2 separate regions of the Mus musculus genome follow, and region 2 is linked to region 1. The links are chromatin loops, found by intact Hi-C in ENCODE. Cell type or tissue: left cerebral cortex. All regions are shown on one strand. Links, peaks and the distances in the headings refer to the core of each region. The heading gives the core; the rest is flanking DNA. Region 1 overlaps Mecom (MDS1 and EVI1 complex locus). Region 2 holds the start of Mecomos (a long non-coding RNA gene).

Region 1 (8,337 bases), core at 148-8,147:
CCCTACTCCATGGGAATGCAGTTAGCCCTATCATTCAGTTCCCGTAGCCATGGGAACTCTGGGTTAATGTCTACTTCATCTGTAACATCTACAGGACTAGTTTGTTGCAAAAATTCTTGCTACATTTTATGATTCTTTATACATTCTGTACTATCCCAAGAGTTCTTGTATGCAGGGGTGGGGTGGGGTTTCCACTGAGAATAACAAGGATTTTGTAATACTTAATTGAAATTTGAGATGTTAGAAAAGGCATCAATGTTGAGAAATCCAGGTATGGAAATATTTTCTAGAGACGCTCTCTTTGTGTGTACCTTCCAAAGCCTGAGGTTTCCTATTTGAAGACATTAATTCTATAAAAATACTGTCCGGAATATAACAGTTGAGGAGTAGTTGGGCTTGTGTGTAGATGCTTCAGGTTAAAGAATAATCCAAGTGCTTGATGAAATATTGAATTATAGTAATCCAAGTTGCAGGAGTTCCTAGCCACTGCCTTGTTAAGGACACTATGAAGGGACACATGCAGCTAGCTATATGGTAAAGTCAGCTCCTGGGTGCTGGCACCTCTCTCGAGGACCTCAGCTGACTGCTGGAGACATGGCTGTGCTGTTGACTTGATTTTGGGCTCCATCAGTTTTCCTTGAATCTGATTTAGAGGTAAGTTGTAATTGATAGCACAACTGGAGAATAGCTGTCCATGATTTGTCCAGCCATGTACCCCAGAGCAGTCGCAGTACACCTAGACACTTAGAAGGAGTATGGGCCAACAGGAGCTCCTTTTCAGTTTCAGTGGATTCCATGGTTCTCTGTTCAGGCACAGTGGTGCTTGAAATATTAGAACTTTAAAGTCAAGAATGGTAGGATTCAGCGCTGTGATGTGCTAGGTATGTAGATGAACATGACTCCTTTTAAAACTGAAGGCAGGTAGACAAGAATTAACACAGGTGGGTTCGGCTATAGGATTAGCTAGGTTTATTTGGAAAAAAACCCACCAAGGTAGGTTGTTAAAATTCATCAGAAAGCTGGTAGAGGTTAAAAATAAGCAGGGAGTTGCCCAGCTCAAGACATCTGTCCAAGTAGATTTGTCTGTGATCGTTCTGAAAGCCGCTTGCCGTGTGTGTGTGTGTGTGTGTGTGTGTGTGTGTGTGTGTATGTGTGTATGTGTGTATGTATATGTATTCTTACAGAAAAAATGTATCTGTGTTTACTTATTCATGAACTAGGTATTATTGATTCTCTTTAGTTCCCACACTAAGTTTGTCCTTCCTGTGAGGCTGCCTAGCTTGTGAGCTAGGCAGGATGGAGCCTGGTTTTGGATAATCTTGTTTCCTCATCCTACTGCTCCTACATTGTTGGTTTTTTCTCTACTCTATAAAGGAAAAGCGGTTTTCCATAGTTCTAGATGAGGCGCAGTCTCCTTGAAGTAATATGCTGGTTCTTTACACAGGGCCACTCAGGTATATTACACAAATGTCAGGAGAAAATTATGTGGTAATGAAAACTAGTCTGTCTATGTTTTTAAAAAATGAGGGAGTGTATTTTCAGGGAGACTGGAAACCTCTATTTAATGTAAGTCCTTTGGTCATTGAGATGTGTCAGAAACCCTGCCCTTTATTCTGAAGTGCCACTGCGTTAGTGCTGAAATGTAAAAATAATAAACAGCTGACATTTTAGGCACAGACTAAACACCAAACAAATGACATCACATCAAAGCCCTTGAGAAAGTGACAGGATGAGGGGATGCCCAGGGAAGGGGTCTGTGAAGCAAACCCTCGGGAGGTGGGGGTGTGTGGATGCCTCTGCCGGCCTCTCGAATTGGACATATTTTGTTTGTTTGGACAATTGTCTTGTAGTTAGGGCTTCATACGAGACTGAGAAAGTATAAAAGCAAGCATATGGTCCCCAAATCACTCTTGTTTTGCCTCTTGTTAATTACTATATAAGATCCACAAGTGTGTCACCTGAACCCTGTTTGCTCTTAGGACCTAGAGGATATACATGTGATAGCTGTAGCCCCTTTCCTTCTCTCTCTCTTTCTCCTTCCAGTTTTCTTCTGATCATTACTTATTCTTAGTTAACTATAGAAGTCAACCAATAACTCCCCTCACCTGATGGGTTTTGGTTAAGTTAATTGCCTGTCCACCTAAGGTGTTTGTCACCTTCCTGAAGAATAATTATTCACAGGGCTTGACCATCTGAGGGACAGTTACTCATTCTGAGGACACAGGTGTGGAGCACACCTGTGGTGAGTCACTTATAGGGCGATTGTCTCTGTGTGAAGTGACTCACAGCTGTTCACCATGTGCTGATAAAGAAGGGAGGAGGCATCTTACATCCAGAAGAAACTCGCCTCTTAAATTAATAGTCTTTTCACTCTCCCCCATCTCTTGGTTACTTGGAGAAAAACACTTAATGCCCGGAATTGCTGTGGCCGCCACTAACAAGGCAGTGCTGGCTTTATAGGCGTTTCCTGTAACTGTTCCCGTTAGCTCTGAAGATCCACTTATATTGAACTTTATAGAAAGAAAATGTTGTAAAGTCTTCTAGTTTTGAAGACAAAATTTGTTCTGAAAGCCTGTGATCTGTAGTTTTAATGAATGCAGCCACACTTCAAGGCTATTCCAATGTAGTTCACTGGGATCCCACTACTCCCAATAGAGTGGAAAAACTCAGCTATTTACTGAGTACTAGCGGGTATTGGTAAAGGGTTTGTTGTTTGTTTTTTTATGAGATTTTTACAAAAAAATTTCAACCTTGCACCAGGTTTCATAGCACAATGGATAAAAACTGAGAAATTTAGCAACCAGGTCTCAGCATCTACTTGATATTAAATTTGGCAGATTTAAAAAAAAATCCTATGATCATTTTTCTCTTTCTACGAGACATTACTCTTGCTCATTCTTCAAAAACATTTGCCCTAGTGTGGGGAATTATAGATAATTCCGTGCAACAGGTTTAACTTACCGTTTTCATAGTGAAAAGAATGGCCTAGCATGGCCCCGATTTTCTTTGGTTTCCTCCCATTCTCAAAAGAACCAGTGGTATTCACATTTCTTTGTCTAACAGTTTTATAATGTCTTAAGAGATTAACAGTGAGCGTGAATGAGGGCCAATGGATTAGGCAACAAAAGCCTGGGACGGCCACTACCTTGCTCACAGATTTCAAATCTTCCGGCATCTCCAAGCGATGTATAGAAACGAAGAAAAGATAATAAGTACCAGAGTCTCAAAAGTGTTTAGTGATTCAAAAAATTCAGATGTCATGTCAGAACTGACAGACTGATGGAGCCGTCCGTGGCAGGGCCTACTTTTTGTCTTATGTTCAGCTCTCATACTGAGTGAACGCAGATGTTATCGCGGTACCCCAGACAGTCAGTCAGTGAGATGTGACAAGCTATCAGCGGGGTTAGACTGAGTTGGTTTTGCAAAATTACCCACAAGCCTCCCAGCTTCTCTTTATATGTAAAAAGCAAAATAAAACAACAACCAACAACCCTCTTCTCTCGTTTAATGGAGCAAACGCAGCTATGAACCAGGTTGCTTGTAAATTGTCATCTCTTCGACTTTGAGCCCTTTTCTCTGGGAAATTAGACTTAACACATTAGCGGCCATGCATCTCGGGCATCCAATTCCAAAGTAGCTCACTGCAGTGTTTTTAATGAGTTGCATAATTTTTGTTTAATTTACATTGTACCTCAATGCCTAGCAAAGGGCATTTCAAGAAGAGAGTGAATTCCCCTTGCTTAAATCAGGAGCCAAGAGGAAAGGTTAAAAGTCTGAGGGGCCACTTTAAACAAAAACCCCTTTCTTAAAAACAGGCAAGAAAAATGAACATGTGAGTTTCCAGTAATCAAGAACTAAGAACTCCCGTTTCTACACTTTTTTTTTTTTTTTTTTTTTTTTTTTGAGTGAGAGCTAAAGTTTCCTCCTGGCCCCACTGAAGGCAACATTCCATCAGTCTATGAGACTGTTTCTCAAATATGGGTTGGACATTTAAGTTTTTCTTCTAAAATTAGATTTTTTTTTGAAAGCAGGACAAGAAAATTAGAGATTCTTCAGTCTGCTCATGTATTAATCATGCATTGATCATGTATTCGTATGTAAAGACTACTTACTTAAGCAGCGATTATTTTATTTTTCCGTTACTTCCAGATTTAAGTCAAGAACCTCAAAGTCAGAGCACGTGCATAAGCCAGCAATGAGCAGAGAAAAATTAGAAAAGGAGTATAATTTTAAAAAATTCTGCCTTTGCTGTTGTGCTTTTAACGATGCCAATGGTGTCTTTTAAAGCAAAGGGGCATGGGACTGCACTAATGTGTCCCTGTTTTCCTTTCAGCGAGAGCTGTGTCTCTCCCTCTATGCTCCGAAGTTCTGCTGTTGTATGTAAAATGTTAATTTTGCATTAAAGATCATTTGATGATAGATTTCTGTCAAACACCGCCCCCCCCCCCCCCAATCTACCACTGCCAGGCCAAGCTTTTGGAAACTAACGGTGATAGGGGAACTCAGTTGACAGCACGTTTTGTCTCACGAGTCACCGGAGACTGTCACACAATGAGAAATCATCCTGCGATTTTGAAAAATGAAAAAGTGGCGGCATTTCGAAGATAACATCTAGCCAGGCGTTTCTGTGGAACGCAGAGCTAAACAACCAACTGGAATTCTGCATACGGAGGAAATGATTTAGAATCTGTTTCGCCGCTAATCGCACTTGCGCCCAAGTTTTAGATTTCATCTGTCTGCTCAGATCCATTGTAAGCCATTAAGTGGCTTCCTTTTTCCCCTACAAATTGAATGCTGCAATGGCAAGGAACTCTTTTGTTCTTTTAATTCAGTCAGCATGGAAATGATTTTCTCATTTCAGCCCCCTTTCTCTCCTCTCTTCATTGTGTCAATAAAATAGAGTTGTGCCGGGCTGCTCTAATCAGCTTAGCGTGCTAATTCATTGCGCAGGGATGCTATCTGTGTTTGCTACAGGTGGGCACTCTAAGGGGTCAGTCTCCAGGGGAGTGTAATTGTGTGTCTCCTGGGGCTTGTTTGCAGAATGACCTAAAGCTGAAGTCCCAGCTGGGGGGGGGGGGTGTCGACGCACAGAAGCTGGGCAAACACATACAACTTGTGTTCACGTGTTCCTCTCTCAGCCCGAGGTTAGAGGCTCCAGCTGTATTCCCTGCTCCTTACATGTTTGCGCTTTTCTGCGATTATCCATAAAACATGGATACATCTAAAATGTGCACACATTTCCGAGGGGTAGAAGCAATTTTGTATTTTCAAGCTAGGAGTTAAACCTTAAGCTACAATTAATGTAGGCTAATATGACCCAATCAAACAACAACAAGGAAAAGAAAACCCCAAACTGCCAGTTTAGGAAAATATGTTCTTTCATGTCCTGTGAAAGTTGCTTAATACATAGAAATGGGAGTATTGCGAACTAATAAGTTAAACTTTATGAACACTGAGGAATGTATGACGATTTTGGAAGGTGACTAGTGATCAGTTGTTTGGAATACAGAGAAAAGTAACCCTGGGCAGGAGAGGAAACTTGGGATTCATGCATCCTTGAATAGTGTAGCGTAGACTGCAAACCTTCCTAGAGCTATTGTCTGCTCCAGTATCTAAAACATGCTGGAGACAGGAGCTTAGTTACTGGATCCAACCTTTCTTACATTAGGATTAAAAATTCCATAATATCCGTTTACTTGTGCCTGATAGTCATTTTAACTTTTTATTTTGATTTACATTGGGGTTAATTCCAGGTGTAATGGAAAACTCTGGACTTTATGGAATAGCTTTAAGCAGGTTTTAAAGTAGAAAGACGTGACAACTGCTTTTAAGCTCTGCAAATGAGCTATGAAGGGGCTAAGCCAATCATCTTTCACTTACTTATGAAATCTAGTGTTTGTCTAGTGTATCAGAAGAAAAGTACTACTCTCATATTAGCAAAAACAATTAGGAGAGCTGATTATACTTTGAATAACCCAAGGACAAGTTTTATAGGCACATTGAGATAGAGTCAAACTTGCTTAGCTTCAGATTGCAGAGCTTGTACTGTGATATTTGAAGTTGAATGCAGGCACAGTCGTTGGTTTGTACAGATACAGGGAGTTAGGTTAGTGTCTCTGTGCAGAGTACACTCTTCCAGTTTAGTTCTTTTGTTCTTCCTCTTCCTGGTCCATCCCATGCTGTGCCTAGATCCCCTCTTGTCTAACACTGCTGCCTCCACCAAGTCTCCCAAGGTGACCTTTTATTTGTTTATTTAGAACTCGGAGAGAGTAATATCAGTAGGTGAAAGAGAAACATGGCAAGCTGTAAGAGCAGTCTCTTTCATCCTCACATGGAGAGATCCTGATGTGGCCCTCTGAGATATTTACAGCTTAAATTCCTTGTCTTAACTGCACCATATTCTCTATTTTAATTTTTTGTTAAGTATTAGTGATTTTTCTGACCTAAGCAATTATACTTTCATACAAAAATATTTTCAGTGTTACTTTTTCTGAAACGATGGGGAACTTATTTAATTTTGTTGACAAGTGCTTTGTTCTATATACCCTTCTAGGTAACTGAATTTGGCATGGTTTTATCATTAGCTGCCTTCTATAATAGCCAAATGCTTTGGGCGTATTTAGGCTCACTCACTTCAGGGAAAAAAACCAACAACATTTCACTAACTTGTTTAGAAATTTCTAGCTTTATAATATTACATTTTAATAGTTTTAAAATAAACTATAATTGACAGAACAACCTTCCAATGCCCCAGGGGAAGAGGTCTCAGGTATGTTAGCACAGTTTTGGATCAGACAGCAAAGGGCTAGCCCCCTTTTCCACTCAACTGGTCACCGTAAAGCAGAGAGGAGTGGGGCCATCCACTTCAAAGAGGAACCTTTTAGATAGAGTTATCCTCCCTCTCCTTATTTATTCCACTATGTTCTTCTGTGCTGAGAAAGTGTATCTAGTATAAGAAAAGCATCCGTGCCATGATTTGTCCTAGTGTCCTGGCAGGAAGGTATGAGATTGGCCTGTATGGAGAGCATAGAGCTGTCTGGTCCCTGCTTTAACCCTCATTGTCCCCTCCAAGTTTCGTAATGGTGCTGATGATCGTATTATTACCAGCGAGAAGGAAAGGAAATGAGTGAACACAAAAATGAGACATTCCAAGTTTCCCCATGAGGGGCGGAGTAAAAGCTGGGTGTGGCCTCTCTTCTCCTACTAACTTCTAGGAATTCCGCACTAGGACTTAGTAGGAAGTATTTTTATATGTGTTCTTTGCATTGTTAAATTAGGAACTCCACAGTTAAAGGGTGATAGAGTCAAGGAGATAATGTCATGGAAAATCTAGGTGATTACTCAGAGTCACAGGTGACTCCTATGTCTGTCATTGTTGGTAAAACAAATTGTGTAAGGTTGGTTGGTAAGGATGGCCAGGTTCAAGGAAGAGTTACTCTAACCTCCTGAGATAAAGCTTTGAATTCATCCATTCATCTCCTGCTAGAACTAAAGTCTTATCAAGCTTATGGCAGGGGTGTGCATGTGAGAGTTCTAACTGTTTTAAATTTCAGTAACCAACTATGCAAAATGAATGACAAAGGAGATGTAGAGATGTTTCAGATTTGAATTCTTTGCCTTGCTGTGCTTTTAGCTAGCAAATAACGACCAAATTGATTAAGTTCTAAGGTTAGAAAAACCTACTTCATAAAGAAACTTGGCCTCCAGAAGAGAAGAACAGCCAACTTTTGGAACACATGCTTGTCATTGCCAAACTAGAGGGCATTGACACGATTTTCTGTGATGCAGAGATGAATAGCTTCTCCCCATTATCAGTCTGCCCATCTGGGGAAAAAAGGAAATTAGGTTCCTAATTAGGTGAATTTGGACTAAAGAGGTGGGGCCTTGAGGGGATGAGGAAAATTGAGAGGTAGTTTATGCCATTTCAGACTAATGATAGGAAAGGAAATGAAGAAGAGCTGAGCCTGAAAGGTCACTGGCCTTATTAAGGCAAAGAAGAGCAGATCTGCAACAGCCTGTTACCTGCAGGAGCTTGCAAGGTGTCAGGTTCTAGGGATTGTCTGAGATGGAAATACTCTGAAAAGAGGAGGGGCAAACATCACTATGCATTCTTGTATTGGATGATATTTTAATATTACCAGAGAGAAAAAATGATCCCTACCCATTTTATAAGTCGTTGCTGCTCTGGGCTGTAGTTTGTTATACCTTTGTCTAATGCAATGTGAAATCAGTAATACTTCTTTTAGAGGTTAGTTTTCATGGATAACACAGGAAGTAGTCATTTCATTCACACACACACACACACACACACACACATATCCCTTCAAAAAGGACACA
Region 2 (8,337 bases), core at 151-8,150, 200 kb after region 1:
GCTGAAGATCTGTGACCAGATCATTACAGTCATTCAGATGGATGGTCCCAGGCATCCAAGTTTAGGCTCACTAAGACCAAGCACGCGTCTGGTCAGCAAATACCTCTTTAGTACTTGTTTCAGCTTAGACCCTAGGCAACAAGGGGTAAATTATACCTACCTAATTCTCGTTTTTCTGGCATGTGAAGTTTACCAGAGGACATTGTAAGTAAGGCATGCCTTTTCTGACCTGAGGGGCGGGTGTGATGTGTGGGCGAGCACGCATGCGCGCTCCTGTTCGAGCTTACCTCTTTGGGTCCCTGTTCACCTTTGTTTATAAGGCTCTCTTGCTGATTAGCCTGATTAGCAGAGGACACAGTAAATGGGAATGGAGAAGCTCAGGTGCATGCCAGACATGGACAGACATCTTCCAGGGAAGCAGAGCGAGAGCGAGAGAGCGAGAGAGCGAGAGAGAGAGAGAGAGAGAGAGAGAGAGAGAGAGAGAGAGAGAGAGAGAGTGAAAGAGAGAGAAAGAGAGAGAGAGCAAGAGAGCGAGGAGAGAGAGAAACAAAAAAAACCCAAACGAATTGTTAAAATTCTCCTCTCCCAAAGTCAAGATAAGAATTAGGGCAACTGACGTTGGAGCAGAACAAAGGATTAAAAAAGTACAGTCACACTTGCAGGCGGGACTAGCTTCCGTGTTGTGCATACGTGGGTGTTTACTTGAGTCTGGTATACAGACACATTGCAACTTACTTATTTTGACCTGTTCCCACGGAGTCAGAGCACCTCACGCTTACATTACCCAATGGATTTTCCCAACACTCTCATTATGCTGATATTATGAAACTTGCATGGAAATCAACTCAAAGGTTAAGTGACTTACCCAAAGGTACACAAGAGGAGTGGAGGCGAGGCGTGCATGCCTTCCAACTCACTCTCTCCACAGATTAGAAGGCTGAAAGCACTTTTGAGTAAGTTTCTAAAACCCTGGGGAGGACTTCGACCCTGGAGTTATTGCACACTGTGCTAAACACTGTCTTGAAAAGGCTGAATTAATTAAAATGAATAAAATAATGAAAAAGAAAAAAGCAATTCGTACAGAGTTGAGGTGAGTTCCAAACACATTAACTGCCTTAGTTCTGCTCCAGCATAGACATAAGAGAAGATTTGGCATTTTGAGAATGACCATGGTTAGTTTTCTCTAGAAACTGAAGATAGTTATAAAATGCCCTCAGTGGTATAAAAGATGCCCTTTATCCTATTGGCACAGGTGTACGTTGTGCGTTTTGTGACTCTTTGTTTCTTAGACTTGTGAGTATATATTGGCTTGTCTCTTTTTTTCCTTTTGAATGTGTTCACATCGAAAGCATCAGACAGTCAGATAAGAGAAAAAGAATGCTATTCTGTGCTCCCCTCCCACTTTGCTGTGTTTTATTAAGCTGCTTATTTATCATACGGTGTTCACTGAAACTTTAAAAGAAGCCTTTTTGTTGTGATACTTCAGCCACTCAGCATAATGGCTCAGGAAATAGATCAAAATAGCCAAGGAAAATATTTTAAATATGGCAGCTGTAGTTGAAGTTTGGGAAATAAATCTTTGAGAACAATAATTTATTCACTTGAGCTGTTGTTTCAGCAAAGTATTTCATCTTAGTTTCAGAATAGTTGCTATTCATTACTAAATATGTTTAAAAATCGAAGCAGAGAAATTGATTTCATTCTTTCCAGACATCCTAAAAAATACTCAGGTGTTAAAGTTGGGTGCTGTATCGGTAAAAGCAATCAGATAGGGATTGTGGCTATGTGGTTAATTAAAGGTAGTAGGCGCCTTCGGGGTAACTTTGCATCATGGACTTATGGAGGACTTCACACTGTAGGGACAATAACGTGGCGCTCCTTCCGAATGTGCACAGTGCTGTCCTACAAAGACATCAAGATGTGTAGGAAGTCAACCCTCCTGCAGTCCTGCCAAGCCAGACTGACCCCGGCAAATGAAAATAATCAAAAGTAATTAGAAGCGTGCTGGATGACTCCTCCGAGAGCCGAGCGGGAGAGTAAACACGCCCGAATCCTCGAGCCACTGCAAAGGCCCATGTCTGAGCTGTTAGGTGCCCTGACCTTGTCCACATAAAGATGTGATTTATGAAGTGCAGGGCACAGCAGCAGGGCTTCTGTCTTCTCCTGGAGAACCAAATTACTGAGGCGGAGATTAACATGGCTTCAGTGGAGCCTGTTTCCAGACCAGGGGAAATTTTTTATTTACCTTTTTTTTTTTTAAACCTTTAATTTCCTTTCTGTCTGTCTGTCTTTTCTTTTTTTCTCTCTCCTTTTCTTTTCTCTTTTTTCCCTTTCTTTTCTTTCTTCCTTTCTGCAGCACCGTATTGGTCAACTTAAGAAAAGGAAAAATAAATAAATACAAAGGAAGAAAGGCAGAGAGTCCCTCAGAAATGACCCAGGATCTCTCTGGAGAGCCATGCTGACAGGATGCTCTGGGGGTGCAGTCCCTTTGTGCCTATAGCTTGGTGTTTGGCTGGGCAGACTGCAAGTCTGCCTACCAGTATCCCAGAATTCAAGTTCAAGTTTGTGACATACTTCCCTGATAAAGCAGCATAAATAATTAAAGTCAAATGGAACATTCGTCACATCGGCTCCCTTGGCTTTCTGATCTAGTTTCTGCACCTGTGCATTGAATTTTATTCAAATTTCATGGAACAAAAAGATTTAAAAGATCTGATAGGTGGTAAGAATTTGGAGGAGTCGGAGGGAAGGAAAATGGGGTAGCAATTGTAGAGGAATCAGCGACACATCTCTTGAGTCCCAAAATAATACTGAAATTTTCTTACCTGTGTCTCACTTAAGCTTAGGTGAAAGTCTGACCACTTCCCACATTGCCACTGTGCCGTGGAGAGAAAGCATTGATTTTCTTTTTAAACACACATCAATATCTATACACAAAGCTAATTTAATTAGCAAGCAGTTATTGTTCAGCCAAATGTCAATTTCTCAAATTATTTCATGCTTCCCAACTGTATGAACGGTATGAAGCAGGATTTCACAGATAGTCTGTGAAGGAGAGACTGCATATGAGATGCCCCCCCCCCCAAAAAAAAACAAAAAACAAAAAACAAACCCATACATTTGCTTGGTGTTAGAAGAAAAAAAAAAGTCAGACTTGGAGTTCAATGGCTGCTTAGCCACCCCAAGAACCCAGAGCTGCAGAATTAAAAAGACTATACTTAGGCTGAGGTTATAAAGGGCCTTCCTCTATAAACTCAAAACATAATGTCAGGGTGAATGGGAGCCTACTTTATTAACTTTATGGTATTGAAAACTGCCAGCAAGTTGTCTTGTTTTTAAATACCGTCCTCTGCAGAGTGTTACAGGGCCGTTTGTCCACAGGAAGCCATTAAAAGTGGACAGTGCAGTCATTTCATCTGGCTTTCTGTGGACTGCTTTTCTTTCTTTTAATGATGTGCTGGCATGTACCATGCCCATAGGGCCTCCATTAGCTGGACTCTTGCTTCTGGGACAACCCTGAAGTTTAAGGCTTAAAAGAGGCATCGGTTTACAGTCCTGTGGGAATCACTTGGATACTGGGGCGCTGACTTATTACCGCTTTAACTAATATATTGACTTATTTTAAATAAACAGTTATACCATGAAGGCAGAACCCATGGCCTTATTGGAAATCTTTGGGCCTTTTAAAGATTCTGCAGTCCTTGCAGCCTAGGGAGGAAGGGAAAGGATTGCGGAGGGTTTATACCCATTTCAAACCTGGAAGAAAATGCATTAACCCCTCCCACCCCAGCCTGGCCATCAACCAGTGTGTGACTCCTAGAAAATCTACCCACTCTGCTCAAACTGAGAATTTCCCAATGTTGTCTTCTTGGTAAACAACAATTAAGAGCAATAAAGAAAAGAAGCGTGCCATGGCTAGTACTGAAAAGCGGTTTAAAAGTATGATTATTTAAGAAAAAAAAATCTGATCGCTACTCTGTAAAAATCTGATCGCTACTCTGTTGCATGCATTCTCAAAGCCATACATTGCTTAAAGCCGCCTCCTGCCTTCCACTACCCTGGTAGTTAGATCAACTTTCCTGATCCGGGCTTGCAAACTAAAGCTGGTTCGAGATTAAGGTAAAACCATTATTTGTAATAGTCTATTGCAAGGGCGGTGCTAAACTCTGCAGAACAGGCGTATTCCTGATCACTGTGGAGCAGAAAGCAGCTTTGCAGTGGCTTAATTTGTAGCTGGTAACTACTGTAAACAGATTTCTCTAGAAATCCAAGGAGTAAAGGGAGTTGGTGGATTTGGCTCCTTGTATTTATTTATTGTTTTAGAAGGCTCCTAACTAACGGGAAGCAAGCTTACAGGGAAGCAAAGCACACTCCTTGCAAAACTCTGCCCTCTACCCTTGTTTGAGCCTGTTTTTCTTCGGATGGGGTAGATCTCCTAATGGGTTACTATTGGAGAGAGGCAGGGAGGAGCGCTCTATCACTTATTGTGAGATTGTGGGACTTTTTCTCTAAATTTCAAGTTATGTTAAGACAAAGCAGGATGGCTGTCATCATGTGAAGTTCCTGCCTCATATGCAAAAGAAGACGGTGTTGGGAGGAGGTGAGGGGAGTGGGGACCAGGAAGCTGCTGTTAGACTTTCTTCGCCCAGATAGATGCTTGTGATAATGCCGTGTAATCTTTCCTGCAGTTTATCTGTTGTACAAGAGTGAGAATCACAGCACCAATATTGATACTATTTAATAAGAGACACATATTAAACGGATAGCGGTAATGTTAGAATGGATCCTCGCTGTCTTTAGACACATCTCTCAAGGTCTCAGGGAGGAAATTAAGGAAATTCAGAGGTAGGAGCATCCTCCACTCAGGCAGTTTCCCAGGGTCTGTGTCTGTGAGACCTGGAGGCTGCAACCAGGCTGTCAGATCCTGGTGGGTTCACCTAGGTCGTTGAGGCTGCAGGCACTGTACTTTATTTCGGGATACATCGCCACCTAACGGCCTCCAGCCGTACCTGCAAGAATACCATCTAGACCCGTCGCTCCGCCTCCCACACCAGAAGCTAATGTAAGTGGGGAGAAAACAAAACAAAACAAACAACAACAACAAAAACCTCAAAGGTTTTTTTTTTTTTTTCCCTGAAATGTGAATTTAGTTAGGACCTGTCACTGATTTCCCAGGACCTTTGTGTCGCCACCAACCTTTCCTGCTTTTCTGAGAAGCTTTGAAAAAGGTTAGGCAGTGGGTGCTGCAAGGCCAGGGTGGGGTGAAGTAGGGGCTTGGAATGGTTTGGGGCACTGAGCACCCAGACCCCCTGATCAAGCTGAAGTGTCTGAAGCACTCAGTTCCCCAGATTACTTGTATTTAATACACAATGCATCATAAAACAAATCTCTCATCCTGACAGGAAGAAAATAGAACAGCTCATAGCTCCAGCTATTCCAATTTATGGCTAAATTAAAAAAAAAAAAAAAAGTAAAAGAAAAAGAGCACTTCAACAATGGGCAAGTTGAGGAAGGGCCTAAGATCAATGCAGGGAAGCCCAGACTCCTCATGATTCTCAGGCAGGGCTCTATGGGAATATCTCAATGCTTAGGTTATTTACAAAGGATTTTTCCCCTGTCTTACCTACTACTGCTGTGAGATCTCCCTCCCCCCCCCCCCCCCCCCCGCCAAACAATGGCCATTATCTGAAATAACAGTTCAGTGTCATAGATAACAGGCCACCAAAATGAATTAGTCACCACCTCTAGTCATTTACTGTCACCTGCTTCCTTGTCTTCTGACACTATTTTTGTTTTTTGATCAGCATTTTGGGGAAAATAAAGATCTACTGGATTTTCACATTAACTTGCCCTTGGAGAGAAAGAAATGTGGGTGGTACTGTGAGTCCTGATTCATAGATAAAAGTTTAATGTCAGCACACATTCTAAGCCTGTGAGCTGGCTCCACCCCTCCCAAGTACCTGTTCCTAGACCTAGGCATTTTACTAAATTTTCCATTGTTGAGTTGAGAATAAATTGGATCTGAGGGCTGGCGATTTAGCTCAGAGGCAGTTCTCTTGCCTAGTGGGGGTTGGGGGTGGTTGTCCTGGAGGTGTTTCTGTCTTCTCTTGGTGGGTAGGTGAGCTGTATCTTTCTATTTGCTTTTATAAATGGAGTTTTCTCATCAAAAGCATTTATTCTCAATTAAGCGGTGGGTTTAACATTTTTTTTTCCAAATTTATCTACAAATAAACACATGGATTCTTATATTTTGCCATCCTCTATCCAAATTCTTTCACCCAATGTCATCTCTGCATTGTATTGATAGAAAGTGCCCAAACTTATTATAAAGTTATCTAATATATAAAATATGAATCACTAAAAGCAACCACTTGCATAACTTGACTCTGGGGAAGTCATGGCCTTTTGAATAACTTAGAAAATATTCTCAATCTACTACAATCTATTTGTGAGAGAGATATGAAAATAATGCTTTAGATTTTAAGATTTGTTCTTGTGTGTGTGTGTGTGTGTGTGTGTGTGTGTGTGTGTGTGTAGGGGTATTTTTAAAATGTACACATTTCTGGGGACCTAACTATAAAAAGGAAAGGAATAAATTTAAGTAGAAACTTAAATTATATTTTATTTTAAAATATGCTTAACTGGAAACTGGAAATGTGTGTTAGTTTTCACTTTTGAAGCTGCTGTCTTGAGACTTTTAATGCGAGCCAGTATCTCTTTATCCTAAGAGTTGCCCTGGCCCTCTTCAGAGCTTCCAAACTACCAGCCTGCCTGGGGAGGCACCCTCACACCCCTGAAAGCAATTCTCCACCCTATCTTTCCCATCCCCCACCCAACTCTAACACAGACTCTCTCTCTCTCTCTCTCTCTCTCTCTCTCTCTCTCTCTCTCTCTCTCTCTCACACACACACACACACACACACACACACACACACACACACACACCCTTGTGCTCAGGACATCAAAACCAAAGAGATTTCCCTGGGGAAACAAATCCTGCCTGGAGAAATTTCCCCATTGGTTGTTTATCGGCAGAAATCTACATGTTTCTGGGGATGGTGCATCTATAATCAGTCTGTCCCTATAGGACTTGGGTCTTGGCGACCTTTTTGTGACCTCTCCCGCCAGAGGAGGCTGCTGTCACTTTAAAAATTTACTGAAAGAGGAGCCCGTCGTCTGGCTTCCGACCACTCTGGAGATAGCTCCCTTTCTCCCTCGCCCCGGTTTCTTTCTGGATGGCCGAGCAGATCCCCTTTAAAGAGACAGTTCATGAAATAGAAACCCTGCGGCTGGGCGCGGAGTGGCTAAAGGGGACGAGCCGGTGAGGGTCTGGCCCCGAGAAGGCTCTGGGAGGACCTGGGGGGCCGTCCTGGCCTGGCAGGCCCCCTACCTTCGCACACTTTCCTCCTGCGGGTCTTGCCCCTGGAGCTGCGACAGAGGAGTGGGAGAAGTTTTAGTAGGTTTCAGATAACTTTCATTACACATCGGGCTGATAAGAGCAAGAGAAAGTGAGGAAAGAGGGAGGTAGTGAGACCAGAAGGAATAGCTGCGAGCTCATTTAGGAAGAGGGGAAAAACCCAAATACACCAAACCCGGCTCAATTCTGGTCTTAAAACACTGTTGGCGGACAATAAATCCGAAACGCGTGGTCCTGGCGATCAGCTCCCAGGGAACGACAAACTTATCAGACACCCATTTGGAAGTGGAGACACGAGGCTTTTATTTTAAAAAAAAATTTTTTTTTCTTTTAAAATATCTCGAAATGTTAGCGGGTGTTCTTTGAAAAGATTTTCCAACTCGAGTACCTGGCTGCTGCTGATCTTATTTTTGTTTAATTCTGCTGTGATTGCTTTTGATTGCTGAGTTGAGGCCGTAGAAATCGGAAGGTAAGCGAACTCACTTTAAAAAGTCTTGGCTGTGGGCAGGGTGTCGCTGGGGACAGCGTCTGCGTCCCGGGTTTGCGCTGAGGTCCCCGTGCCCCCGGAGCGTCCCTGGTCGCTGGGACTCCGCCGCCTCGGGTGGGTCAGCCCGGCTGGCTGCCGCCTTCTCGGCTCTCGCGTCCTCCTTCCCCTCCCTCCTACGTTCAGTCGGTCAGGTTCGGGGACGCAGAAGGTGGGGTTGCCAAAAGTCAGAATTCCTGGCACCAGCCAAGCGACTTTGGAAGTGGCTTTCGGTGGAGTCTCACCTTGCCAAGTAACAGCTTCACTGGCCAACTGCGTGTGTTGCCTTGAGAAAGTCACATTCGGACTTTTGGCTTACAGTCTGGGATTTTCCCCCCTTTTCGTTTGGGTATTTATTCTATTTTTTTTTTTTTTTGAAAGGGCCTTTTTCTCAAGT

The links. Peaks named below come from ENCODE experiments on the same cell type or tissue, not always from the same donor. Only the 100,000 strongest peaks of a DNase experiment are listed, where the experiment ranks them.
Region 2: it touches region 1 in a loop (2.1-fold over the local background); 3 of 42 quality-filtered maps call a loop at or near these places.

What each region holds. Positions count from the first base shown.
Region 1 is chr3:30,215,997-30,224,333 of GRCm38, reverse strand. The region is part of intron 2 of Mecom (MDS1 and EVI1 complex locus); the gene reads left to right. Among named protein-coding and RNA genes, the nearest start is that of Mecomos, 200 kb to the right of the region's middle. In left cerebral cortex, for the core only: no CTCF peak of the experiment used is centred there; a DNase peak (open chromatin) is centred at 4,679.
Region 2 is chr3:30,012,091-30,020,427 of GRCm38, reverse strand. All of the region lies in intron 2 of Mecom (MDS1 and EVI1 complex locus), which reads left to right. It overlaps Mecomos (a long non-coding RNA gene), which reads right to left and starts at 488. Exons shown (of 3, transcript XR_003954597.1): 1 at 288-488. In left cerebral cortex, for the core only: a CTCF peak has its summit at 4,998; DNase peaks (open chromatin) are centred at 4,981, 7,288 and 7,580; H3K4me3 peaks cover 1,122 bases; H3K27ac peaks cover 858 bases.